2 separate regions of the Homo sapiens genome follow, and region 1 is linked to region 2. The links are chromatin loops, found by intact Hi-C in ENCODE. Cell type or tissue: dorsolateral prefrontal cortex. All regions are shown on one strand. Each heading gives the region's core, and the rest is flanking DNA. Links, peaks and the distances in the headings are about the cores only.

Region 1 (11,188 bases), core at 3,184-11,183, 87 kb before region 2:
TGCATGTCCTGCAGAGAGGACACAGTTGGGGAGGGTGCACCAAGGGCCAGGTAGGGCTCCCTGTCATAGTAGCACACGTCGTCTACACTCTCCAGGGAGGCTGATGGCACCAGGGGAAATGAGACCTGAGAGGTGTAGTCGGTCTGTAGGAAAGACCTTCTTTTCCTCAGGGTCTTGGCATATTTCTTCACCCCTCCCCTCCTGCTTGGCTGTCTTCCATCTGGCCCACAAGGCAGGCTGTTCTCAGGGCTAGAAGTGCTGGCCTTATTCTGCAAGCTTGTGGCACTGGGTTCTGCAGTAGAAACATCTCTGGGCCCTGGGAGTCAGGAAAGAAAAAATACATTAAAAAGCACAAAAAAAAGAGGTTAATAGAGCTTGGGCTCAGGCCTTGGGCTTTCCTGGGTTTAAATTCTGGCTAGGCTGTGTAACCTTGAGCAAGTTCAATCCTGATCTCCTCAACTTCCTCATCTGAAAGATGGGGATAATAATTGTGACAGATTTTTTTTTATTTTTTTGAGACGGAGTCTCTTTCTGTCACCCAGGCTGGAGTGCAGTGGCGTGATCTCGGCTCACTGCAACCTCTGCCTCCCAGGTTCAAGCAATTCTCCTGCCTCATCCCCCCGGAGTAGCTGAGATTACAGGCATCTGCCACCATGCCCAGCTAATTTTTGTATTTTTAGTAGAGATGGGGTTTCACCATATTGGTCAGGGTGGTCTCGAACTCCTGACCTCAAATGATCCGCCTACCTAGGCCTGGGATTACAGGCATGAGCCACCGCGCCTGGCCGACTTTTTTTTTTCTTTTTTTTTGAGACAGGGTCTCACTCTGTCCCCCAGGCTATAGTGCAGTGGTGTGACGGCTCACAGCAGCCTTGAACTCCTGAGTTCAAGCAATCCTCCCACCTCAGCCTCCCAAGGTGCTTGGATTATAGGATTGAGCCACTGCACCCAGCTGTGATAGACATTATTAAATTTTTGGATGCCTAAGATCCATTTAATTATCTTTTGGTCACAGCATCTCAACTTCTGTTTAGGGAATGACATCTCCCCAATGGTTAGAGTCTGCTGGAACTGTTCACGAAGATGCTCTGTCCACGCCAGCCAATCAGCTACAAATTCTCCAGAATTCCAAACCCAAAGACATTAAAAAAAAAAAAAAAAAAAAAAAAAAAAAAAAAAAAAAAGCAGAGCCATTCTTTCCAACCACAATAGCTTGATAATACAGGTAGGGAATCCTGTGACTAGACTCTTAGCCTGGTTGCTGTCTATTTCTGAACCCAGGTCTTCAGGCTTGCCAGCAATTCTATAAACAATCTTACTTCCTAACACTTTTTCTTTGTGCTGATGTTAACCCAAGTCTTTTAGTGCCAATGGTGCCATTCAGTGCTGCCGTGCAGGTTAAAGGAATTAGTGCATTTTTATAAAGCACCCAGCACAAGGCCTCTGCCTCATTAGGTATTCACTAAAAGGAAGCTGCTCGTTATTGCCATTTCATGTCTGAATGTAAAGGGGCCACAACTCTGTCACAGGCATCGAGTTTTGTGCATCCCAGGATGGATCTTTCTGGGAGGAGAGGCACTATTGTAAAGAACCCTTGGGAATCAGCCAGAAGGAATTAGGATCAGAGCCTAGCACTTGAGAATCAGAGAGCTTGGGTAGTCAGACCAGTCATTTCTAACCTGGCTGTATGCTATTAGAAACCTTATCAAGTCCTAGGCTGCTCCCCACAATCTCTGAGGAGTCAGAATCTCTGAGGCTAGGGCCTAGGGATCTATAAGGTTTAGGTTTTTTTGTTTTTTGTTTTTTGAGACAGAATCTTGCTCTGTTGGCCAGGCTAGAGTTCAGTGGTGCAATCTCGGCTCACTGCAGCCTCTGCCTCCCAGGTTCCAGTGATTCTCCTACCTCAGCCTCCTGGGTAGCTGGGATTACAGGTGCACGCCACCATGCCTGGCTAATTTTTGTACTTTTAGTAAAGATGGGGTTTTGCCATGTTGGCCAGGCTAGTCTCAAACTCCCAACCTCAGGTGATCTGCCTGCTTCTGCCTCCCAAAGTGCTGGGATTACAAGTGTGAACCACTGCGCCCGGCCAAATCTATAGTTTTTAAACAAGGTCCCTCAGGTGATTCTGATGCCCAGTCACATTTGACTGCCCTAGGCTACTGACAGCCACCGACCAAGGAGTTTCTAAGTCCCAAAGACAAAGAGGCTCCAATAGTCAGTCAGGGGCCAAATCAGAACCCAGGCTGAGGAATCCTAGTTCTGGCTCTTTTCTCAGCACTACACTGGCTCCCTATAAAAAACAAAAACAAAAACAAAACAGTGTCTGGTATGAACCCCATATGTTCCTGACTAGACTCCCATAAAAGGGCCCTGACTGATGGTTTCTGCCACACTTCCATCCTGCCCCCCGGCACAATGGCTGGCCCTGCAGGGCAAGGCTGGGGCATGGAAAGTGGTTGTCTGGGTACTTTGGGGAGCAGTAAGGAGTCTGGCCATGGTTTCTCCTTTCCTTAGAGGTACAGTCAATTGAACTCAGTGTAGATGGTGGAGACTTCATTCATTCATTTAACAACAATTGCTAGACGCTGTGTGCTGGGGACACAGTGAGAAACACACAGTTCTAACGCTCAAAGGAGTTCTCGGTCTAGTGATGGAGAGAAACATCAACACAGAATCATACAAGTAAATATGTAATTTACAGGCTGTGCGAGGTGCCAGACAGGGAGAGCCCCAGGTAATGCAAGAACATGTGACAGAGATGGGGAGACTTGCCCTGGCCTGGGAAGCCTGGGAAATGTTCTCTGAGGAAGTGAATTCCAACCGGAATCTGATAGACGGATGGGCACCATCAGCCACGATCTGGGGAGGAGTGTTTCGGTCAGAAAGAGCAGCATGTGCAAAGGCTGGAGGAGGGGGAAAAAACAGGCACTTGTAGAAAGTGGCAAGGAGGTCTGTATGGCAGGAATGCAGGAGGAGGGAGAGAGACAGGCAGAGGCCATGTCACAGAGGGCCTCAAAGGGCCTGATGGGGCTCCCAGAGGAGCTGGCCTTTCTCTCCAGAACAGTGGGAGAGCACAGGAGGTCTGGGAATAGAGGATCAGAGAGCAGCAGGAAAGTGCCGAGACAGGAACAAGGGCTGCAGCTCTCCCAGCTCCTGGCAGGTCACCTTCAACATCCATGTGCTCTTTTCCAATATGTTTCCTTCAGAATGCAGTGTGTGTGTGTGTGTGTGTGTGTGTGTGTGTGTGTGTGTGTCCTGCCAGGATCTCAGTTCTGCTTGGAAAGACCCTCCACACTCTCGGTGGAGGAATGTATGAGGAACCTGATAGAAACACAGCCACCAGATCCCCTACCTTCTGATGTCAGGGTCCCTTGGACCCCAGAAGGCCTTGCAGGGCCACAGACGGCCTGTCTGTCTGGTTCTTCTTGCTTCAAGGCCTCCTTTAATGCAGCCTCAGGATCAGTGATGACATAGCCACTTCGCTCTGCCGGGCACTCCTGTCAAGCCCTTTCCTTTTTTGTAAATTCTGTCCCTCCCACAGGGCCCAGCCCATTTGCCCCCTCTTCTGGGAAGCCTTCCCTGATTCCCACTGTTGGATGAATCCCTCCCATCTGCTTGCCACAGTTGTCTGAACCTCCCTTGCAGGCCTGCCACGATGCCTAAAATTTGGTCCATGGAATCTGTATCTACCTCCTCAGAAGTGTACAGGGACCCTGTTTCACTCATGTGCCTTCCTCTCAAGCTTGGCCCCAGGCCTTGATCCCCGGGAGGCACTCAGGAGCTGCCTGCCGTGTCTGCAGACCTGCAAGGGACGGCTCACCTGACGGGGGGCCTGGGGGAGTGAGCTTATCAGCCGCGTCATAGTATTCCTCATCTGAGCTGCCATCCTCAAAGGCCAGTGGTGGGTGCAGGGCCAGGGGTTCCAGCATGGAACTGGGCTGGGCCTCAGTCCAGCCCTGCTGACCCCAGGCTGGCGGGGCTCCCCCTTGCCGGGAAGCTGTACTCTCGGAACTGTCACTCAGGTAGCTGGCCGGGGAGACACTGGAACACAGGCTGTAGTAGTCAGCGTGGCTGCCTTCATACAGCCTGGGGTCCAGCCTGACTGTGCTCAGTTCTGGTGCCCAGCCAAATGTCTCCAAAGCAGCACTCTCGGAAAACTCTGTCTTCTGGCACTGGGGGTTGGCTCTCTGGGCCAGGTCCAGGAGACAGAGGAAGCCACTGGTTTCAATCCCGCTTCTCTCCTCCTGGCTGTCAGAGTCAATGCTCTCTGCGAGGCCTGGCGAGCCAAAGTGGAAGAAGGTGGACCTGCTGGAGGAGCAGGTGTCTAAGTCATCCTCTTCCAGAGCGTCCATGGACTCACTCGAGCCACTGGTCCTGTAGCCGCGGCTCTCAGTGTTGGCTGAGTCGGACGCCTCGGACTCGGCACTGTCTGTCGTGCTGCTGGCCCCGCAGGTGCTGGGGCCCCTCCTAGCCACCTCAGGTGTGGGGCTGTTCCCAGGAGGCTGCTCCTCCTTTATGAGTGATCTGCAGGGTGCCAGTTTCACCAGGCGCCTGTCAGAGAGAGGTTCGAGTACGCAGTCCACCTCAGAGGACTCCTCTGAGTCACTGCAGGCCCTGGATTCATAGCCTGCAACACAGGGTACAGCAACAGTTACACAACAGAATTCTCCTACCTATGTGTCCTTCTAGCCCCCTGACCCCCACCCAACCCTGCCAGACGAGAAAACTGAGGGCCAGAGGGTGGCTGGCCTAAGACCGTCCTATACTGACGAACACGGGATCCGAGGGACTCCAGCTTCCATGTTCTCCCCATGCTATCAGACCGCCTGTCCCACATCTCTCTGAGCTAAAGGAGGCTGGATTAACTCCATCCCCACCTCCAAGGAGAACTGTCTGTTCATGGAAATGTGGTATTTACTTTGATTCCTCTTTGTGTGGGCAGCACTGCCCAGGTTTGCTAAGCCCCTCCCCAGACCTCAGTTCTATCCTGCCTGGGCGTCAAAGTCAGATGGGGAATCATATTTTAAAAATACAACAGATCCTTGGCCCTACCCCTGATGTACTGAGTCAGATCGCTAGAAGTGGGGCCTGAGAATCTGTATTTTTAGCAATTTTATGACGAGTACGAGGCTGCTAGGCTGGCACCATTCTAAAGCCTGGCCTTCTGGATCCATGGGTGCTATGGGCTTTGTAGGACAGTGAAAACTCATCCAGCGGCAGGTTCTCAGGAAGGATTAATGGTAGGAGGCTGGGGAGCACTGAGCCAGGTTGCAATCTCTTTATTCCTGTAAGCCTCCAGAGTGATCTTTCTCAAACTTCTCTCTGACCTCATCACACCCTGCTTAAACCCTCTGATGGCTGCCCTGCTTACGGGGAAGAGCCTGGCCTCCCCCACAACAGTTACAGACTCTCACAGTATGGCCTTGTTGCCCTTCTCACAGGATGGCCATGGCGCCTCATGCACAGTCTAGTCCTCCCTTGCCTCAAAGGATGGCCCTAAGGCCTCCTCTGCAGGCTCTTCCCCCTCTCCCAGGATGGCCCTGAACCCTCCTCTGCAGTCTAGTACCCACGACAGGATGGTCTTGACACCTCCCCTTCAGTCTAGTGTCTCCCTCACAGAATGGCGCTGAGGTCTCCTCTGTAGTCTAGCTGCCCTTCTCGTGGTGGGGCTCCTATCTCTTTTCACCATCTCCCTTTTCCCCTCTTGCAATATGGTCCAGCCCCTCCTCAGGCACCCAGTCCCCCATGGCAGCCTTCCCTGCCACGTTCCAGCCACCCATAGGGAGAGCTCCTTTCAGGTCATGGCCTTTTCCTCGGGTCATTCCTCCAGGCCCCCTCGGCCTTGAATGATCTGTCTTCCTTTTCCGTGCCTGGTTAACTCCAGCATGTTCTTCAAGATCTATTTCCAATACCTCTTCCTCTAGAGAACTTTCTCTGACAGGCAGCAGCAGTCCCCCCCACAACCCCTCCACAACAGCCCTGTTGCCACTCTGCGTTGTCTCCCTGAGCAGACTCTGAGGAGTCACCCCTCGTTCATAAATACATTGTGTAACAACAAAGGTAACAGGCTGGGCGCCGTGGCTCATGCCTGTAATCTCAGCACTTTGGGAGGCTAAGGTGGGCAGATCATTTGAGGTCAGGGGCTCGAGACCAGTCTGACCAACATGGCGAAACCCCATCTCTACTAATGTACAAAAATTAGCCGGGCGTGGTGGCAGGTGTCTGTAATCTCAGCTACTTGGGAGGCTGAGGCAGGAGAATCACTTGAACCCAGGAGGTGGAGGCTGCAGTGAGCCAAGATTGCACCACTGCACTCCAGCCTGGGTGACAGAGAGAGACTGCCTCTAAAAAAAATAAAAATAAAAACAAAGGTAACAGATACTCCAAACTCATCACTTTCTAACTGTTTTACTTATTGTATTAGTACCTATTCTCTTGAGCTGATTTCTACTTTATCCATATAGAGGAAACACTCTACAGTGGTGTGCTATTGATCACCTCTTCCCATCTCCACATTCATCATGGTATCATCATATCGTGGTAGCCTGAAATTACCCATCGTGAGAATGTTGACACCATGGAATTGGGCAATTCCTTCAAACTGTTTTTGTCCCTCTGCAGGGAGTTGTTAAGCATTTATCAGCACAGCCCTAGGTTCATGCTGCATCAATGGTGCTGAGGCAAAAGCCTGGCAGAAACTGGGAGCTGGCCTAGGAAACTGTCTTACCTGCCTTGCAGAGAAGTTCTTTTATACTTCAAGAGATTGCAAAAGAGTGCATAGGTAAGGAAGAGAAGCCAGGTCATCTACTTCCTGAACAAATAAGTGACATCTCTTTTTGATGAGAAATAATGATAATCTTTTTTTTTTTTTTTTTTTTTTTAAGATGGAGTTTCGCTCTTGTTGCCCAGGCTGGAGTGCAATGGCACGATCTCGGCTCACTGCAACCTCCACTTCCTGGGTTCAAGCGATTCTCTTGCCTCAGCCTCCCAAGTAGCTGGGATTACAAGCATGTGCCACCATGCTCGGCTAATTTTGTATTTTTAGTAGAGATGAGGTTTCACCATGTTGGCCAGGCTGGTCTCAAACTCCTGGCCTCAGGTGATCCACCTGCCTCAGCTTCACAAAGTGCTGGGATTACAGGCGTGAGCCACAATGCCTGGCTGAGAAATAATGATAAAATGCAGTGGATCTGAGAGACAATCTTAGGAAATACAGCAGGGAACTAGAGCTCTTCCACAGCATTCCTTGGTTTCAGGAAAATTTCAGATACAAAGAAAGCTTCTTTGTTTAGTATTTATGAAAGATCAATTGTTTACTAGGAAATAAACAGAGAAATAGCTCTCATCCACTTGAGCTGAAGCCTCGGCTCAATTCAATTCACCACCTCCCTTTAGGCTGCCCTTACCTACAAGGCCAGTGAAAGGGGCCTGTCCTTATTGGGGCAAGACTCAGTGCCTCACCTTCTTCTGCAGATACCCGGTGCGCTTGTTGTTTGTTTCCAGGCCAGAGGAAAATGGAGGTAACTGGGTCAACCAACAGCCTGTAGTACCCAGCAATCAGGCAGGCTAGGTCTTTTGCACTGTTGGATTCCAGCAGCAAAGTCAGAACCTTTGAAAGCAAATAGAAATCTCATGTTTATCAAGGACCAAGGGACAGTCTGAAGACTGACAACAAAGCCATGTGGGACCAACGAGAGATTCCAGGTAAATCCGGCCATGGTCCACAGGTAGGTCTCCTGGTGCCCCATATCCTCACTTGCAAGGCTTTAAATGAGGACATGCATGTACTCGTACAGACACCATCGCGTGTGTGTGTGCGCACACATACACACACACACACACACACTCTCACGCACTCACACACTCACTCACACACAGTGGGTCCTTCCCACCCAATCTATACAGTGTCTTCTGACTCCTCATCCTCTACCCCAGCGCCATATCCAAACTGCCCCATCCCACCCTGTTCATTCCTGCAGAGGGACTTGCAAGACTGAACTTAAAAAAGAAAAAGGAGCAAGAACATGTGGAGAATGAGGGAGAGGGTGATAAGAATAAAGCACCAATATTGAGTATGTTGGGATTAAATCAAAGGAGGGCAGAATAAAAGTAAGACCTTTGAGAGAGGCTCAGGAGGTACCCTGCACTAGTTACCTTTTTTTTTTTTTTTTTTGAGACAGAGTTTTGCTCTTGTCACCAGGCTGGAGTGCAATGGTGCAATCTTTTGCTCACTGCAACCTCTGCCTCCTGGGTTTAAGTGATTCTCCTGCCTCAGCCTCCCAAGTAGCTGGGATTACAAGCGTGAGCCACCACACCGGGCCCACTATTTACCCATTTTAATGCCCACCACTCAAAGCTTTTGAGCAGCAATCTGGTCCCATTCATGTGATAAAATCCTCTGGTGGGCCGGGCGCGGTGGCTCACGCCTGTAATCCCAGCACTTTGGGAGGCCAAGGCGGGTGGATCACGAGGTCAGGAGATCGAGACCATCCTGGCTAACACAGTGAAACCCCATCTCTACGAAAAAATACAAAACATTAGCCGGGCATGGTGGTGGGCGCCTGTAGTCCCAGCTACTTGGGAGGCTGAGGCAGAAGAATGGTGTGAACCCACGAGGCGGAGCTTGCAGTGAGCCAAGATCGTGTCACTGCCCTCCAGCCTGGGCAACAGAGTGAGACTCTGTCTCAAAAAAAAAAAAAAATCCTCTGGTGTTCTCCATCTACGTTTCTAAATCCAACAGGAAAGCACATGGTCCATCTCAGTTTGTGCAAAAAAACCTTTTAGGACCTCTTCAGGAAAATTTACCATTTACCACTTTCCGTTTGATAGAACAGGATGGACAATTCGTCCTCTTAAGCAGATATTGGACATTAGACTTTATTATTATTTAAAATTCATATAAACTAGCCTGGCCCCTATTTGGCCCCAAATTCCAGCAGTTGAATTCAGAATCTCTCCCCATTGTGTTACCTTGACGTCCTGAAGATACACTTTGACGACGCTCACTTTCTCAGACTCTTCCGTTAGCTCTACACGGCTGATGTTTGCAAACTCTGCCAATGTGGACATGATGTTGAGTTTGCTATTGATAACCTGGCTAATCCCATACTTGGCTCCAACTAGAAGGGCAATGTAGGATTCTCTATCCTGTAACTGCAGAGGGTGGAAGGGGAATTAGTCTCCATTCGCAAGCGAGTGAAAATACATTTCACATGTAAGCAATAATACCTCTCGCTGCAAACTCCTTGATTCCTACTTTGGATCCTAACCACCACTCCTCCAGACTATTGCCTAACTTGGACCCCATCAACAGCTAAATCAAAGTGTAAATTTATTTCCCCAAAACTCTTTCCAATATAGCCCTGAGCCACAGCCATAAACACATCTGTATTTTCACACCTATGTACCTATCTTCCTGCTCTTTGAATCCCTTCCCTGCCATCATTTCCCATTTAAATCCTGATCCTTCTTTAAAAGCTTACATCAAAACCTACTGCCTATGGAAAGCATCTGCCTGATCTCAGCCTCCTTAAGCCAGAAATCTCCCTTTCCTCTCTGTTGTTCTGTACCACTTCCTCTTACTTCTCTACTAGCACTGAACACTTATGACTTCTTATTTTAATTATTTGTATTAAGTCTCATTTTCCACATTAAGTTTCTTGACAACAGAGTCTGCATTTATCTCTATTTGTAACCCGCAGTGCCCAGCAAGCACCCTGAACCTGTTCCATGTAGCTGGTTGCTTCTCCCACTACCAGTTCTTTCCTTAGACAAGAAAGGTAAAGGGAGACTGGGGACTGGAACTGGACAGCTGGGAGAGGGTAGAATTAGCCCTTAGAAAAATTGGGAAGTTTTTCTTGTACCTTCAAAACTTTCCTTTCTGTGATCTAGTCTCTTTCCCACCTTTTGGGTCTTCTACTTAAACGAAGAATCCATCTGTGTTTCCCCTTCCCCTAACTATCTGATGCTCTTCCTTTCTTTCAAAACACTGATTCTCTTCTTCCATCTACATTGTTAGGTTAGCAGTCTGATTACATTGGCCCATCACTGTAAATGACTGAGATGCATACCAAATCTTTTGAAAGGATTTTGGTTAATATTTTTTTAAAACCCCACTCTAATTGTAAATTGGTTTTGTGCTGCAGAGTCCTGGGGCTGACAGTGCTGGAGGAAAGCTCTCTGAAACCATACCCCCGAGACACTGACTGCTGAAAGGCACAAGCTCTAGGCCTAGGCTCCAAAAAGAAGCAGGCAGGAGAATGGGAAGAGAGCAGAGGGCTTTTCTGCTTCTCGTTTCTCTTCTCAGGCCCACCCCTCATTCCTCCCTTCTGAACAATCAGAGACTCAGCTTGGCAGTCAAACACTCTTATTTTTCTTTCATGATTTCCAATTTTCCTCTTCACCTTCATATACCCAAAGCTCCAGAGTGAACTGCTTACCATCCCCTTCTGACCCAGAATGCCTTTTCCTCTCTACTGAAGTCTGGCCAAATTCAGGCTTCCTCTTGCCTCTTTCCTTAACCCCTTCTCCTCCCTATACTTACCCTGAAGCAAGCAGTGCTACCTTCTGTCTCCAAACTCCACAGCAATAGGCCTGAACCTGTCTCATGGCTTTGCTTCATTTTGTTGGGTAGCTTGTTTCATCCTTCAAGGACGGAAATCACATCTTATTCAGCCCTGCTTCCCCTAGCATCTATCACAGGGGTAGCACCAAGCAAACGCGTGGTAAATATTTTCCAGTGGTGTACTATTTAGTTTACCAGACAAATTCTAGTACATGACAGAGTCCTCAGGAATTTTAGGCTAAAAGACACATTGATTTTCAGAGGATCTCTAAGGTCCCTTACGTGAGTAGGATTTCACAGTTCTCTAATACATACCATTAAAGTAGCATTAAAGATTCTTCCACCATATGTCTTGAGTTCTCCGAGGATCTGTAGATAATTTAAACGTAGCTGGGCAGCAGAAATAAGTTGCTTAATAGAGAAAAAAAAACACTTGAAGTCAGAGTTATTCATTGGTCTAAAATCCAGGCAGTGTTGAAAATGTTTTTCCTAAGGTTTCACAGACGACAGCTGAGTGGGTCGGCAGAGGCACCTTCATTACCTTCTGTCGGGGTTCCAGCAAATTCTGGTTCCTCTTCATGTGGAAGCTAATGGCTTTCTTGATGTCTTTGCCTTTCATGTTTC
Region 2 (15,822 bases), core at 4,875-12,874:
AGAAAAGCACATTTTAGTGGGAGTTGCATTTGGAGAGCCCAGAAGCCAGCAGCAGACTGGAGATCACACTTAAAGGACCATGGAACTTCTGAAACAGGCTAGTTGTAGGGCAAGAAGATGATACTACTATGCCCTTACAGGGTTGTCAAGGAGCATTTCCTGATTTTTTACAGAGTATTTGGGCACTGAGAATATAATTTCCCTCAAATTCAGTGAGCCAATCTCAGTCTAAATTAGTGGGAAAATGTGAAGACATAAGTCTTCCACTATGTGTCCCTTCTTTGTCCAGAGCACATTCACTGTGGGATCTTCCCTACGTCTGAGAACCGGCAATGAATATTTTAATAGCCACAGCTTCTCCTTCCCACTGACAAAACCTCCACTGGACTCGCCATAGCATGCTGGTGGAAATGAGGGTATGCACCAGAAAGACCTGAGCTTTCTCCTAGGCAGCCTAATCCCTGAGGGCCCCACCCACATCTGTACAACAGGAGTGATAGGAACAGCCCCGGCACCCTTCAGAGCAGCAGCCAGGATGCTGAAGGAAGGAGGAGACAGAAGACATGTGGCCTGAGGATCTGAGGCCAGTGACCCTGGAGAGCTGGGTTCAAATACAATAGAAACAAAAGGGAGTTGCAAAAGTAGAGAAAGTAGAGAGCCAATGGCTGAATGGCGGCCACCCTAAAAAGATATCCAAGTCTTGGCTGGATGTAGTAGCTCACACCCGTCATCCCAGCACTTTGGGAGGCTGGGACAGGAGGACTGCTTAAGCTCAGGAGTTTGAGATCAGTCTGAGCAACATAGCAAGGCCTCATCTCTACTAAAAATAAAATTTAAAAATTAGCCAGTTGGTGTGCGCCTATAGTCCCAGCAATTTAGAAGGCTGAGGTGGGAGGATCACTTGAGCCCAGGAGATCAGCACTGCAGTGAGCTTGATCATGCCACTGCACTCCAGCCTGGGTGACAGAGCCAAACCCAGTCTCAAAAATAAATAAATAAATAAATAATTCCAAGTCCCAATCCCAGGAACCTGTAAATGTGATCTTATTTGGAAAAAGGATTTTTACACCTATAATTAAATTAATGATCTTTAGATGACGTGCTTATCCTTGGATTATCCAGATGGACCCTAAATCTCAGGACAAGTGTCCTTATAAGAGTGAAACAAAGATTTGAAACAGACAGGAGGAGGCAACGTGACCAGGGAGGCAGAGACTGGAGTGATGCAGCCACAAGTCAAGAAATGCCAGTGGGCACCAGAAGCTGGAAGTGACAAAGGAAGGATTCCCCTTAGAGACTCCAGTGGGACAGCAGCACTACCAACATCTCGATTTTGTACTTCTGGCCTCCAGAACTGTTCAAGGACACAGTTCTGCTGTTTTAAGCCAAGATTGAGGTGATTTGTTACAGCATTTACAGGAAAAAATACAGCACCTAAGAAGTAGTCAGACAGATGAGGGATCTGAGTCCCAGAGAGGGGGCTCACTCACCCGACCCCACGTCAACCACTGGGCCAGGACACTCGGGTCTCTCTGACGCCAAAGTGCATGCAGTTCCGTAGTGGCCCAGTGCACAGCTCAGAAGGGGGACCCACCGGGACCTAACTGGCCTCAGGCTGTGCTAACGCAAATATAGATTCCGAAGTGAGGCTGCAGTGGGCTTGCTCCTGTCTGGGCTGATCAGACCCCCACCTGCACAGCGGTGTCCCATTCTTAGCTTTTCAGGGGGCCAGATAAAGTGGGCATTCTGCCTAAAGAAGTGAAGATGTGGGGGCCTGATCCCTGTCTTTGAAGGTCCAAGTGGCCTAACTAGCTGTCATAGGGAAGAAGAAATGGATTTTTTGTGTGTGGGGCTTCAAAGGACAGGATCGGGCCAATGGGGCAACCATTGCCGAGAGGAAGATTTTTGGCTTGGAATAATGAAGAACTTTGTAATAACCAGAGCCAACTGAGGATGGAATAGGAAGGTGGTGGGGGTTGGTAGGTCCAAGCAGAGGGAGGCTGGGTATGCTAGGGGAATTCCTGCACCACACAAAGGCTGTACTTGATCATCTCCGGAGCTGGCAGTCTTGTTTGAGGGTCTATGCTGGTAGCTAAAATATCTGGAAACATATGTGTGAATCTAGGTTTTCAGCACATAAACAAGGCACACTCTCACTAAGACACTTATTACGCAGTTTTTGCAAAGAGCTAAGTACTGAAAATAACCAGGAATGAGCTTGAGAAAGAGACCGTCTATTCTTCCATCTCCTATACATAAAATGTCCCTCACCCCAGGGAGAAAGAAAGAGGCCAAGTATGTATCTCCACAGAGACATCATCTTCTAACCAGACCAGGAACTAACAGCACATTCACAGGTACCAGGGGAGCCCTGGACAGTCTGGAGTGGTGTCTTTTTCCAGGGAAAGCCAGAGAGAACAGAGACTGCAGCTACTAAATAAATTATTTTTATAAGAACGAATAAATGCCATCCTCGTCTTTAATAATTGTTTTTCCTTTTGCATCCTTCTGAATTCTACATTGGAGCAAAGAAAACAACAAAGCAGTAACTCAGAAGCTTCACATGTGAATAGTTACAAGTCAGCATCAGACAGGGGTTTCAACTGGCAGGGGAGGTGGGATTGTTATCGTTGGTTTTAATACAAGCTGTAGCCTACACCCTATATTCTAGATACTCAAAGAACAGGAAGCACAGCATTTCTCAGCTGCCTGCACATCTGTCTTCTCTTAAGTCAAAAATCTCAGAGAATGATGCACTGTTGCATCCAGATGAATTCCTCTGAAGCTCTTTCCATTCAGGATTTTGAAATTTTGCCATATCACCCTTTTACTGAAGCAGCTGAGGTTCTCAGATCATTCCTTGAAAGAGGTCAAAAGAACTTTTAAATTTACCATCTTATCTTTTCCAACTTGTAATTAGTGTTTTTTTTTTTCTTTTTCACCAAAACAACTAATATTAAGGCCACATACCATTTAGCAGCCAGCTTGGGAAAGGATTGGTGGCCCAAACCACTTCTAACTGCTGGCAAAAAGGTCTCTAAACATCAGATGAGTTCCTGAAAACACTGTGTCACTTAATGAAAATAATGGCTTCTGCCCTCATATCAATCTGCCAAGCACCTAGTCCGGCTTCCCACTGTCCTTCAGGCAGATAGTTAACTGAAAAAAAAAAAGTCTCAGATTTGCAAACCTGTATAATGTAATCTGTAATTACCAAAACAAATTTAATCCACTGTTAGTACTGCTTCCATGAACATATATTAAGTTTAGTGTATATCTCAGGATACAGTAAAAGTACAACTACAATAGCTGTGGATAAACCAAAATTTTATACATTGATTGGTGTTAAGTGCATAGGTATATTTGGTGTTTGAAAGCTTTCTATACTGATCTTTTTTACAGTAAGGAACGCTTTTATAATATAAAGAATGATTGTCAAAAGCTTCAAGGTTCAAATTTTACACAGTATATTCCTTTAAAATAGGCACACTGAAAAGCTAAATTCAAAACTCAGACTCATCTTAGAGGTTGCATCAACCCATCATCAAATGAAGGAGCTACATCTTGAGGGATCAGAATGCCACGAGTGAGTTCAGCTGACAACCATATGCAACCCCTAAGCATCAGCCTCATGTTTCTGGCTTGACTCAAACCATTTCAGATATCGGGAAAATCACAGGCTTTTGTCAATCCGATACAGACCATTATCAAGCTTGCATTAGGGCTAGGCTCTGTGAAAAGGGTTGTGGGGTAGAAAGATGAAGGACATTGTGCCGGCCCTCCCAAGGGCTTTCTATGAGCTGTGGCCACATACACAAGTGACCGCACACAAAATCCTTCAAGGCTGACAGTAATGACTTCTCCATGAGAGGTACCAAGTATCAGGGAACAGTGAAATCCCTGGGATGAGGGGATCTGGAAGACAGCTTCCTAAGGGTGGTAGGATTTGAGCTTAGCCTTCAGGCATAGGCAGGACCACCAAGGCTAAAGCACATGCTAGACAGAGGGGCTAGACGGGGGAGCAAAGGCCTAGAGACCTGAGGCTAGGGGGATTAAGAGTTGGGAGGCTGGGCACGGGGACTCATGCCTGTAATCTCAGCACTTTGGGAGGCCGAGGCGGGTGGATCACAAGGTCAGGAGTTCGAGACCAGCCTGGTCAATATGGTGAAACCCCGTCTCTACGAAAAAATACAAAAATTAGCCGGGCATGGTGGCAGGTGCCTGTAGTCCCAGGTACTCAGGAGGCTGCGGCAGGGCAATTGCTTGAACCCGGGAGGCAGAGGTTGCAGTGAGCCGAGATCGCACCACTGCACTCCAGCCTGGGCAACAGAGCAAGACTCCATCTCAAAAAAAAAAAAAAAAAAAAAAAAAGAGTGGGGACATGGTGCAGAGGAGGGGGTGTGAGAGAAAGGATGGAGGTAGCCCATCATGCCTGCTGGGCTGAGGACTCGGGACTTCAGTATCCATACAGGGAAGACCCACTGAAAGGCTCTAAGGAGGAGCATGATGAGATCAGAGCCACACTTTACAGTACAGAGCACTGAAGCCTGATGCTCAGAGAGAATGGAAAGATGGGGGCATATTTGAGAGAGATTTTGGAAGTAAAAATAACAGGGCTTGGTCACTGTTACTTTACAGGGCAAGGTCACTTGGTCCTTACTGAGTAGATTTCAGTAAGGAGGGAACAAGGGAGAAGGCACAGACAATTAGCCTCCCCTGCTGTAGTTTCCAGCTTGGGAGGAGGAGGGGATGATGGCTGAAGGGTACCCCGCAGCAAGCGGGCACAGCCAGTATTTTGGTACCAGGGCTGGTGGCACCAGGGGCTCAGCTCCACTCTTGCTTTCCCTTTATGCATCAATGAGCACCTCCGGGGGCAGGGAAGGAGGGAGGGAAAGAGATCCTAAAGAAGGGTCTACTGTGCAATGTCCCCGAAGTTGTAGCAGGAGCAGCAGCAGCAGCAGCTCACCACACCACTCGGCCTGATCCTGCAAGTGAAAAGTGCTGTGGGTGGTCATTTCTTCAAAATTCCTAAAATATATAATTCTGTATTGAAGGGGCAGAGAGCCTGCTCTTGAGTCTCCCCGATAACTGTGAGGATAATACCTGTGCACACAGACTGTCTAGTTGTACATGCACCAAGCCCCTTCAGGCCTCCAGGCCTTAGCATTTGCTGTTCCTTCAGCCTGGAACAGTTTCCTCCTTCTCTCACCCTCAATTGAACTTTTATTTGGTGCTTACTACATAACTGGCACTATTCTAAGTACTTTACATGTATCGACTCATTCAGTTATCCAACAACCCTCTCAAGGAGGTACTGTTATTATCCCTAGTTTACAGATGAAAAAACTGAAGTTCAGAAGATTAAATAACCTGATAGTGGAATATATTTAGTTAGCCAAGGGGCAAGTATTCAAATCCAGGTGGTGTGGCCCCAGAGTCTGCATTCTCATACACAGAACTACCCTACCTCTTACAGATACAGAGCTGCTGCACTGACCCTCACCCAGCTCCAGGCAAGACTGGCTCCCTCTCTCCTGTGGCTCTCACTGGCTCAGATAGGCCTGCCCTGACCACCCTCCAATGGAGTCCCACTCCTACTACTTTCTCCCACATTTCCCCACTTATTTTCTTCCCAGCCTTTGGCACAACCTGTAGTTACCTTATTTATGTAATGACTTCTTCATTATTTTCTCCAACTAGAATATAAACTCCAGGAAGGTAGAGACCTTGCCTTTTGTTCCGATGTATTCTCGAGGCACCTAGAACAATTTTCTGGCAGAGAGCAGGTGTTCTATGAACAACCATTGATTGAAAAAATGAAGGACAGTACCATAGATGCTACATAGTGCTACACAGGGTCATAAGGTATTGCAATGTTATTCTTCACCCTCTGTCTTCTTTTTTTTAGAGATGGAGTCTCACTCTTTTGACCGGGCTGGAGTGCAGTGGCCTGATCATAGCTCACCGCAGTCTCGAGTGAGACTCAAGTGATCCTCCCACCTCAGCACCTCAGCCTCCCAAGTAGCTGGGACCACAGGTGCACACCCACTACACCCAGCTAATTTGTAAATTTTTTGTAGAGATGGGGTCTCACTATGCTACCCAGGTTGTATCCTATTCTTTGACCACTGCAAATCTAAGACAGAAGGGAGCCAGTACCCCGCTCCCAGCTATATGGACAAAGCTGATATATTTAGAGCTGTGTCTGTCAAATCTGCCCCCCTCCCCCACCAATCTGGGTCCTTGAGTACATAGTGATAAGCTTGTGTGAGGCAGGGATTGAGCCTTCTGATTAGCCTTCTGTGACCTCCCACCACCTAACAGTATTTACAGGGCATTGCCTGTTGTTGATGTTAGTATCTGATCTGAACACCTTCCAAATAACAAAAAGCCCCTGCCCCTTGAATCAGGAGGCACCTCGAGGACACATCACATTGTCACAAGAACTCTCTGCTGCTGGTGAGGTTCTAAATCAATGCACATGCTTAAACCAAAAGCACTATTTACTCCAATGGTGCCTTCAAACACTTATTCAGCTTGCCCATGAACCCTCTGATAAAAAGAATTGACTTTTATCCAACACCTATTACATGCAAACATCCTATTAGACACTGTTATACATGATCTCATTTAATCTTGTGAGTTTGGAATTATTATTATTCCCGTTTTACGAATTAAAAAAGTGACGCTCGGAGGCCCAATACTCCACAGCCAGCGAGGATTCCAGCCCAGGTTCAGAGCCTCCAGAGCCTCTTCCCGCTGCCCTGTCTCTGAAGTGCTCTGCCTTCTCTGTGCTTCCACCAGGCTCACTGCTCTCATCTGTCTCATGCTCTCCCAGCTCTCACCAGTTCCTTGCTCGTACCAGCTCCTTGACCTACACATAGCCTTTCTATTCCTCACCACCTGTTGAAATCCTCTTCTTCCTCCACCTTCCATTGTAAAGCCTTCTCCAATATCTCCACTTGGAATTCACCCTCCTTAGTGTTCACAGGAATCCCAGGCGATAAAGCCCACAATGAAGATCCTGTGGCACAAGCCTCTCTATTCCCCAACAGAACCTAAGCTCCTTGAGGGTAGGGCCTGTTGGTAATTTTCATGTTTGTGTCCTCTCGAATGAGTAGTGAGAAAGTGCTTGATGAACCAATAGAGAATGAAGAGGGAAAAGACTGGTGGCATTTGAATGCGTCAGAGAGATAAAAGGCTCTGGACAAATTAGCTTCAAGGATGGGGTCTCATTCAGGAAAGACAAACTTAGGTACCACAACTCTGCTCTGGTCACCAAGCACACCCTCACCAGCTCTCTGATTTCATAATGCTAGAAACTTAAAACCAGGATGTCGAGGAAGGAAATAAAATCATAAAATCACTTCTGTGAGAATCCTTTCGTGGTAATGCGTTTCACCCACACACTGGGGAGCCACTAATTGCAGCACAAGGGGAACAAGATATTGGGCAAAAGAATAAATTTCACTTTCTAGCATATCACAGTTAACTACCTCGTGCTTGTTTTGCTGTGACTGTGCCAGAATGCACCAGTCCTGGAAAAGATGAACTTGGCTCCTTAACCGTACCCATACTCAACACCGACCAAAGGATGCCCGAAATTGTCTTGATTGGAAATCATCTCAACCATCATCTTAGACTAGAAACAAGTAGATGCTGGCCTCTAGGTCAGGACCCCTAGAACAGTGCATTATTTTTTTTTCCCAAACAACCATTCTGAGGTTTTTACAAAAATAACCGACTCACAAACAGAAACGCTTCCTGATCTATAAGCCACTTTGAAAACAAATCATTATGTCGTTGAATATTTCATGACGGTCCAAAGCACTGAAGAAGGCGAACTGAGCGTTCACCAATCCTCCCCATGTCTATTTTGGGACTTCCAAAGCAAACTGCAAATGCCTCCTTTATTTTCTAAACGTTCATTTGCAAGTGCTAGATGGATTCTTGGTGAAATATTGCCTCCACCCAAACTGACTAAATGCAGAGATCCGGAGGTTCCGCTTCTCCAGAGTTTACAGCTGAAAGAGACAGCGAACAACTAGTGAACACGACTTCCACCCTATTTTATAGGTGGCAAAAGCAGGGGGCACTTGCCCAAGGTCACACAGACAGTGGGTGTATGGCAGAGGAGCCACCAGAAGCCAGAGTCCTGACTCCTAACCCTAGGGGCATCCCCTGCTTCCCGAGGCTGACTCAACGCCCCCACTAAAGCTCAGTCAAAGCTGCTGCAAGTTAGCGACGCGACCCTGGAGACTGACTTCTGTGGCTCATTCCTCTCCACACGCAATGAGTTCTGGAGCTGAGACACTCAGGGATGCCCCTCTACTCAAAAAATGACAACACAGGCATTGGCACTGCAGCTGATCGTCCCTGGCGAACCCCTTCTGGTTCAGGTGTGGCCATCGAGGACGGACAGAGAGGGTTGGTCTGAGGTCACTCAGAAAGTTGGCGCTGGCCGCGGCCGCACCTGAACCCAGGTCTCTCCCCCTCCCGCGTTGCCGCTGTTTCCACTCACTACACCATGCAGATCTCGGAAACTTAAGCACACATCGCTACTGTGCAAACAGTTCACGATGGCAGGTCCTGAGCTAGCCCACGGACGCGCCCCCGAGCCGGGCTTGGGGACACGAGGACCGGAGGCGGGCGCGGGTCACCCGGGACTGGTGGTGCAGGCGGAGGGCGGCGCGGAGGAAGCCGAGGCGCAGGCCCGGGGTGTGGGGACAGGCCGTCTCCCCAAAACTTTGCGGTGCCAGGACCCCTCCCTTACCTGCAGAGGAGGTGCCGCCCGCGCGGACAAGGACCTAGCGGGCTGACGCTCTCGGAGAAGGGCGGCCCCGCCCAGCGGCGGGCACGGTCGCGGCCAAGGCTCGGGAAGCAGCGCTGCTCGGGCTCGGCTCGGGCTCCGCCTCCCGCGCCGAGGCTGCAGCCGGAGGGGTTGGCCGGGCCGGGCCGCGCCCGCGCCGTCTGGCGGCGGCAGGTGCTGAGGCTGCAGCTGCGCGGCCGCCAGCTGCCGGCGCCGCGACCCCCGCCCCGGGGGAGGAGCCCCGCGCGCCGCCTCCGCTGGCTCCGAGGTCCCGGCCCGCCGCAGTGGGCGGTCCCGCTCCCACCCGGGCCCTGCCTCCGCCGCCTGCCTCAGCTCACCGCCGGGGCACGCAGCGTCCGCTGAGTACCCAGGGGGGAGACTGAGGCTGGGAGAGGAAAGGGACTCCCCAAGGTCACCCGGACCAGCGGTGGTTGGGCCAGAACTGGAACCCAGAAGAGTTCCCAAAACGACCCCCTTCTCACGCCTCCTTTTCCCCAGGAAGAGCCCCAGCTACGGGGAGCCCTGGGGGACTCGCCCCCTGACCCCCACGCCCCGCAGGTGTTCGGCTGAAGGGAGAGGGAGAGCGTGGGCCCACGGTAGGCACTGTGGACCACCTCCCCTGTCTCTGTAAACTCCTTCCGCGCTGGGAAACTGTGTTCTCCTAGCTTTCCTCGGCCCTCTCCAGCCACTCCCTCGGTCTCCTTGAGGGTTCCTCAAACCAGAAGCTCTAAAATGCCGGAGCGCCCTGGGACTCTGCACTCAGCCCTTTTCTGACCCCCTGAGCCGTCTCACCCACTCCCCTGGTTCTGGTCCTACCGCCTCTCTGAGCATGATACCCAAATGCATGTGTCTGTGCACTATTTTCCGTGCTGAACTCTACTGAACACCTACGAGGTCCATATCCTGCATTAGACACTGGAGATACAATACACCTTTAATAAAGCAGTCCCTGTCCTCATGGAATGTACAGTCTAGGACTATTAAAATACAGTCCAGTTCCTGTAACAATAACCCAATCCCACGGGGCCAAGGGCACCACTCAGGCCTGCACTGACTGAGTGAAGGCCTCCTGGAGAGGGCATGCTCTAAATGGAAACCTGAAAGGCCAGTGGAATTGGCCAGTGAAAGGGAGGAGTGTGGAGAGAGCCTTTCAGGTTGAGACCACAGGAACAAAGACCCCAAGATGAGAGAGATCCCACAGAGGGAGTGGCAGGAGTTGAGACATAAAGCAGGGGAGTCAGCAGGGGCCAATTCCTGGTCAAGGAGTTTGCACCGTGTTCCCAGTGCACTGGCAGGTTCATGGGAGGAGTTCTGAGTAGGGTTGAGGCACCATCAGACTGGGATGTTAGATCATTCTGGGGATGGTGCACAGGCAGATGTTAACAAGTGCATCCTTCATCCAAGGGCGGTGGGGGAAGACTAGCAGCACTTTGGAGCCAACATCGTCTGGATGAAGGCAGGTGCTCCTCCTTTGTGACCTTCATTTCCAAATCCAGGAGTCCATCCAGAAACTCCTGAGTGGCTCCATCGCTGAAAGACCTCCTACGTAATTGCACCCAAAGCTCCCTTTTCTGTCAGTGCCCCAGCCCTCTGCCACCCAGATCCACGGGCTGAGTGAGCCTTTTGCTTTCCTCACCCGTCTTTGTAGTATACAAAGTTCTGCCCCAGGAGACAGAAGCACCATAAGGGTGGAAGATTCTGAAGCCATAGTGGAAATAATGAAAGCTTTTTAAAAATCAAGTATTCTGGCTCTCTGAATTATTTCTTAACAATTGCATGTGAATCTACAATTTTCTCAAAATAAAGTTTAATTTTAAAAATTATTTTGTAGATAAAGATTAATCATCAAATTACTCTCTCCAAGGCAGTTAAACACCAAAAAGCATAGCACTTGTCAGAAAGTAAGATAAGAACTATTCTCTTGTCCGGTGAGTACAAATGTTCCCCATGGAATTTTGCCCTGTCCCCCTCCATTTCCTAGCTACCTGCGTCAGTGTCAGCCTCTCTAGGTGCCGGACCCAGCCCCTAACCCCGCTCTCCTCAGATTCTCATTCTGGTCCCTCTTGCCCCTCAGCCTCCTTTACCATTGCCCTCATGTCCCTCCTTGGCCTTTCTCCCTTCACTCTCACCAGGCAATTCTATCAGCTGCATGGTTTCAGCCAAACCTTCTGTCTTCCAAACCCAGAGACACAACTGCCTGCTGGACATCGCCTAAATGTCCCTCAGGTGCCCCACTCTCAACACAGCCAAAACCAAACCCACATCTTACCCCCAAATTACCCCTTTTGCATTGCTTCCCTATCTCAACTGGTAGTGGCACTTCCTTCCTCTGGGCACCTAAACTAGAAACCAAAGGGACAGTCTAGACTCTTCCTTCTTCCTGGCCTTCATACTCTACTGGACACTAAGTCCAATCAACTCTGTCTCCTTAACTTCTCTTACACATGTCTCCTCCCCCTCATCCTGCCGCCCTTGCTTTCGTTGGAGCCTCACCATTTCTTGCCAAGGCTGTAGTAACCGCCTCCAGTCTTTCCTATTTTCATCCTTCACATACTGCCAGTGATCTTTTTCAACCACAGACCTGACCAGTGACTCTCCTGCTGAAGACACCTCCATTGTTCCTTCTTGATCGTGCAGCAAAGTCTTAACTCCTTAGCATCACGTGAATCCACAGTGATCCTATTACCCGTGTGGCGCCATCTCTACCTCACCCCACACCTGCACACCAAACACCTTATGTTCTTAGGGTACCTTATGTAATAAGAGACACATAACATAGTGTTAAAAAAAAATGTAGTCTTGAGCCAAACTGCCTAGGTTCAAATCCCAATGCTGCTTTTTAACCTATGTAATTTTGGAAAAGTTCCATAACCTCTCAGTTCTTGGTTTTTTTCCTTTGCAAAGGGAGCATAATAAGAATACCTACCACCTAGGAGTGTTCTAAAAAATAAGAGTTCCTGGAGACGAAACAGCATTCATTACTTGCTAGCCAGCACTATTAGGAATGCTTCTAATCATTATATGCGGTGAGGATTACCCTACTTATTTTACAGAGAGAAGGAAACTGAGGCTCCAAGAAGTAAAGTCGCTTACCCAAGATTCCACAGCTTTAAAATAGCTGCACTGGGATTCATATGAAATTCTAAATCCTATACTGCTAAATACTTTACATAAGCTATTATTGCTTCCTTGTTTTTCTAACCTTTAACCCAACCTATTGGACAAACTTCTTCTTCCTTTAAATCCTGGTCAAAAATATCTTGTCCTCCATGAACTCTTCCCAGTCCTTGCTTTGAGCCTCTGCTGTACTTATGTACAGCATACAGCAAATAAAGCACGCAGCACACCCATTACAATGATTTGTTTACACGTCTGTCTTCTTGAGACCTTCTTGAGAAATACAATGTCTTATTTATTTTTGCCTTCCTATAATCCCATAAATATTTATTGAATGAATGAATAAATCAACAAATAAAGTATATATGTTTCTCAAGTTTTACCCTAACAGCTGTCATTTGGATATAGATTACTTTTTTTTTTTTTTTTTTGAAACGGAGTCTCGCTCTTCGCCCAGGCTGGAGTGCAGTGGCGCGATCTCGGCTCACTGCAAGCTCCTCCTCCTGGGTTCACGCCATTCTCCTGCCTGAGCCTCCGGAGTAGCTGGGACTACAGGTGCCCGCCACCCCGCCCGGTTAATTTTTTTTTGTATTTTTAGTAGAGACGGGGTTTCACTGTGTTAGCCAGGATGGTCTTGATCTCCTGACCTTGTGATCCGCCCGTCTCGACCTCCCAAAGTGCTGGGATTACAGGTATGAGCCACCGTGCCTGGCCTAGATTACTTTCAATCTCTGTTTTTGTCACTCTGAAGAGTCATTTTTGGTGAGAGGATAGCATCAAATGATCTAATATTAATATAGAACAAGATATAGCAAGAATGAAATTTCTCATATTGCTATGTGGTTGTGCCTTGTCCCTCTCTGAGTCTCTCCTTTTTTTAGTGACACCATGTAATAGCCCATAAGGACAAGCTGTGTTGCATCCTAATGAGACTTCCTGACTCAAACATCTGAGATTCAAATTTATTTCCCATAAGTACCATTTCAGCTAAAAGTTTGCTTTCTCTATGGCAATGAGTATGCCATTTGTCATCTGCTAAGTGCCCATACCTTCCCCTTACCTGTATCAATCTCCTTTGCACTCAAATACTTCTGAGAGCTGACTTAATAGTGCTTTTCTATACAATTTCCTTCTTAGAATGCCTAACTCTTCCTGACCTCATATCTATTGTTCCCAAAATAGAATCATTTACTGCTTCAAATTTCAGCTTTACTGTCTGCAGTGATTTAGGACAAGTTTCTGTTCTTCTTCAGAATGATCAAATTCCTTATGGTTAAAAAAACCTCGACCCTGTCATTTTCTATGGAGTAGTGTTTTTAAATGTTTTTAAGTGTTTTCGATGTTAGAAATATTTATTTTGTTTACCTGAACACAAGTAAATTGGCAATTTTAATGCCTGCAGATCAAATTAATGAGAAGTAGTATGGGTGAAAGAAAGAACACTGTATGGAAAGCAGAGGGGAAAGGAGCTCTAGGAGTGCTCTGCCACCAAGTCCCCTCACTCTTCAAGTCTCAGCAGAATGGAGGAATGGGACCAGAATGACCTTCCAGGTCTCTTTCAGATCTAAAACGACATGATTCCTTAATGGGCCTCTAAGTGGTTATTCATTCATTCAGTCAACATTGTTGAGTGCCTACTACAGACTTAAGCCTTCTGAAGTGAATCCACATTGGATAGGGGATGAAACGGTTTGGTTAAGAGAGTGTTATTACACCACATAAACTGTATGTTCTTAATATTCAAGGTCTTATGCAGAAATATAATGAGACAGTTACATCAAGGCTTCAGTGAGCCAAGACTCAGGGACTACTGGAGTACTGCGAGAGGGTTATTAAAAATAGCCCTCTCTGATATCTATGCCAGCACTTCTGCTGAGCTACTTGTAGAAAAGCAGTGCCCTAGCGTTCTAGACCCTAATTCTGTCCCTCTCTTGCTATGTGGCTATGGGAAAATCGCCTCACCTCTCTGAGCTACACTTTACTCCTCTATAAGAAGAGGCAATGATACCTGATGACAACCAATGTTCCCTGAGCCCTAAACCAAATGATTCTTTGAGATTAAGGAAGCTAAAGTGTTATAGTCACAAAGAGAAGTACTGCTGTTGGCAAAAGAAATTGGGTGATTATCATGAGGATTATATTACCTCTTAGGGACAATTAGATTGTTGCTTTACAGAGAGAAAATTTGACAGAAAAACAATATGTTCTTACTCCCAAGATTCTAGGACACAGAAGCAGACATTCACTGCTCACTTCTTAAAAATGAATTGTCCAATTCACTGTATAATACTAAGAATAGGGAGTTGAGCTAGAAAGTTCATTATCTGTGTACTGGTGAAGAGAGATCAGTCTCCCAACACCCTCCAGACCTTGCTTGACTGTTTATCATAGTCGTTCTCTCAAAGATGATCTATTTTTACCTTTTTTTTTAGTGGTAGGGCAGGAGGATGGAAAACATGTCTGATATCTGGATTTATTCCTTAGCTCTCATCTAAGCCTTGTCTGCTTATATTTCTTTTCCTGTTCCTAATCGCATTCTCTGCTCCTTGATAAAACTGGTATTCGAATCTATTGCTAATGTAATGGACATAATGACTCAGTTAGAAACAGAGGAAGGCAATAAGATATTTGTATAGAATTGGGAATGATTATCACAAGTTTTAAAAAATATTCAAGCTCTTTATGTCTCTTGTCAGATGAATTTTTATCTCATTCCTTAAGTGATAAATCTTTCAGTGTTTTGAGAGGCAGCTTTGAAAAGATAGGACTGGGTTCAGCATCTATTACTCCTGCCTTTTTATCTCTTTTGTAAAATTCTCTCTCTCTCTTTTTTTTTTTTTTCTGCTGGCTCAGCTCCTGGGAGATCAGCTCCCCAGAAGAAGGCATGTCTTGAGGTTGTGGCCAGCATCAAGTGTGGCCCTACCCTGGTCTTGACAACTACATCTGGCCACTTCCCATAGGCTTCATTCTGCTTTGCATCTGCTGGGTGACTGCAACTCCCCACTACCACCGTGCTCCCCACAGCCCCCGGGGGCAGATGCCACCCTCTCTAGCACTATTTTCTTCATCTCTTTACTTTTGCATAGACTTTTCAGTTTGTAAAACACCAAACAGAGCAATCATCTCATCTTATTCTCTCAACAGCTGCTTGAGTTAGGCAGGACACACATGACAATCCCCACTTCACAGATGAAACTGAGGCAAGCTCAGAGAATTCAAGCGACTGGTATGAGGTCACAGAGCTGGTAAATGGGATTCAGATTCAGGTTTATTTGGGAAACTGAGCTCTATTGTTGGGGAGGAAAGATGGCTGTATTAGAACTGTGTTATAGAGAAACTTCCTAAATCACCTTAGCGTGCCTACCCAGGGGGCTTCTCTGAAGATGGGGGGCCACCTTCCAAGCCCTTCTCTTACCCAGCTCCCTGCTGAGGGGACCCAAATTGTGAGCCATACAGTGAATGGGGCATAGGACACTGTTGCCTATAGCTGGAGCCCAATCCCACACAGACAATCGCAGTGCAGGATTGGCAAAGGGCGGTGTTGCTGCCACACCGTCCACCATTGCAAGAAGGACAAAGGCCCAGGAGCCTGAGAACTAGTCAGCCTCGCTAGTGAGTCTGCAGTGAAGGCTTTCAATCCTGGGCTACCTGAGGGGCCCAGCTACCCCAACTAAGCAGGACCTCTCAACAGGAGAGGAAGAACTGTCCCTGCCCACTTCCTGCAAATAGCTCTGTGGGAAGACCCCTGACTCTGTCAAGACCTGCCTCTGTAGAACCGAATGTCACAGGTGGACCAAACTATCCCTTCAGGGTCACACCTAGCCCACACAGCATCTTTATGTGGGTTAGAAAAAAGCTTCCCCTCTCAGATACCTTTGTGAAAATGAGAAAATATG

What was found. Peaks named below come from ENCODE experiments on the same cell type or tissue, not always from the same donor. Only the 100,000 strongest peaks of a DNase experiment are listed, where the experiment ranks them.
Region 1: it touches region 2 in a loop (3.0-fold over the local background); 3 of 110 quality-filtered maps call a loop at or near these places.

The regions. Positions count from the first base shown.
Region 1 is chr9:37,733,517-37,744,704 of GRCh38, reverse strand. FRMPD1 (FERM and PDZ domain containing 1) reads right to left here. Exons shown (of 16, transcript NM_014907.3): 11 at 11,106-11,188; 12 at 10,880-10,975; 13 at 8,971-9,153; 14 at 7,462-7,609; 15 at 3,821-4,627; 16 at 1-316. Among named protein-coding and RNA genes, the nearest start is that of TRMT10B, 15 kb to the left of the region's middle. In dorsolateral prefrontal cortex, for the core only: no CTCF peak of the experiment used is centred there; no DNase peak of the experiment used is centred there; H3K27ac peaks cover 908 bases.
Region 2 is chr9:37,644,046-37,659,867 of GRCh38, reverse strand. It overlaps FRMPD1 (FERM and PDZ domain containing 1), which reads right to left and starts at 8,914. Exons shown (of 16, transcript NM_014907.3): 1 at 8,774-8,914. RefSeq lists a silencer at 8,773-9,042. In dorsolateral prefrontal cortex, for the core only: no CTCF peak of the experiment used is centred there; a DNase peak (open chromatin) is centred at 8,828; H3K4me3 peaks cover 2,017 bases; H3K27ac peaks cover 455 bases.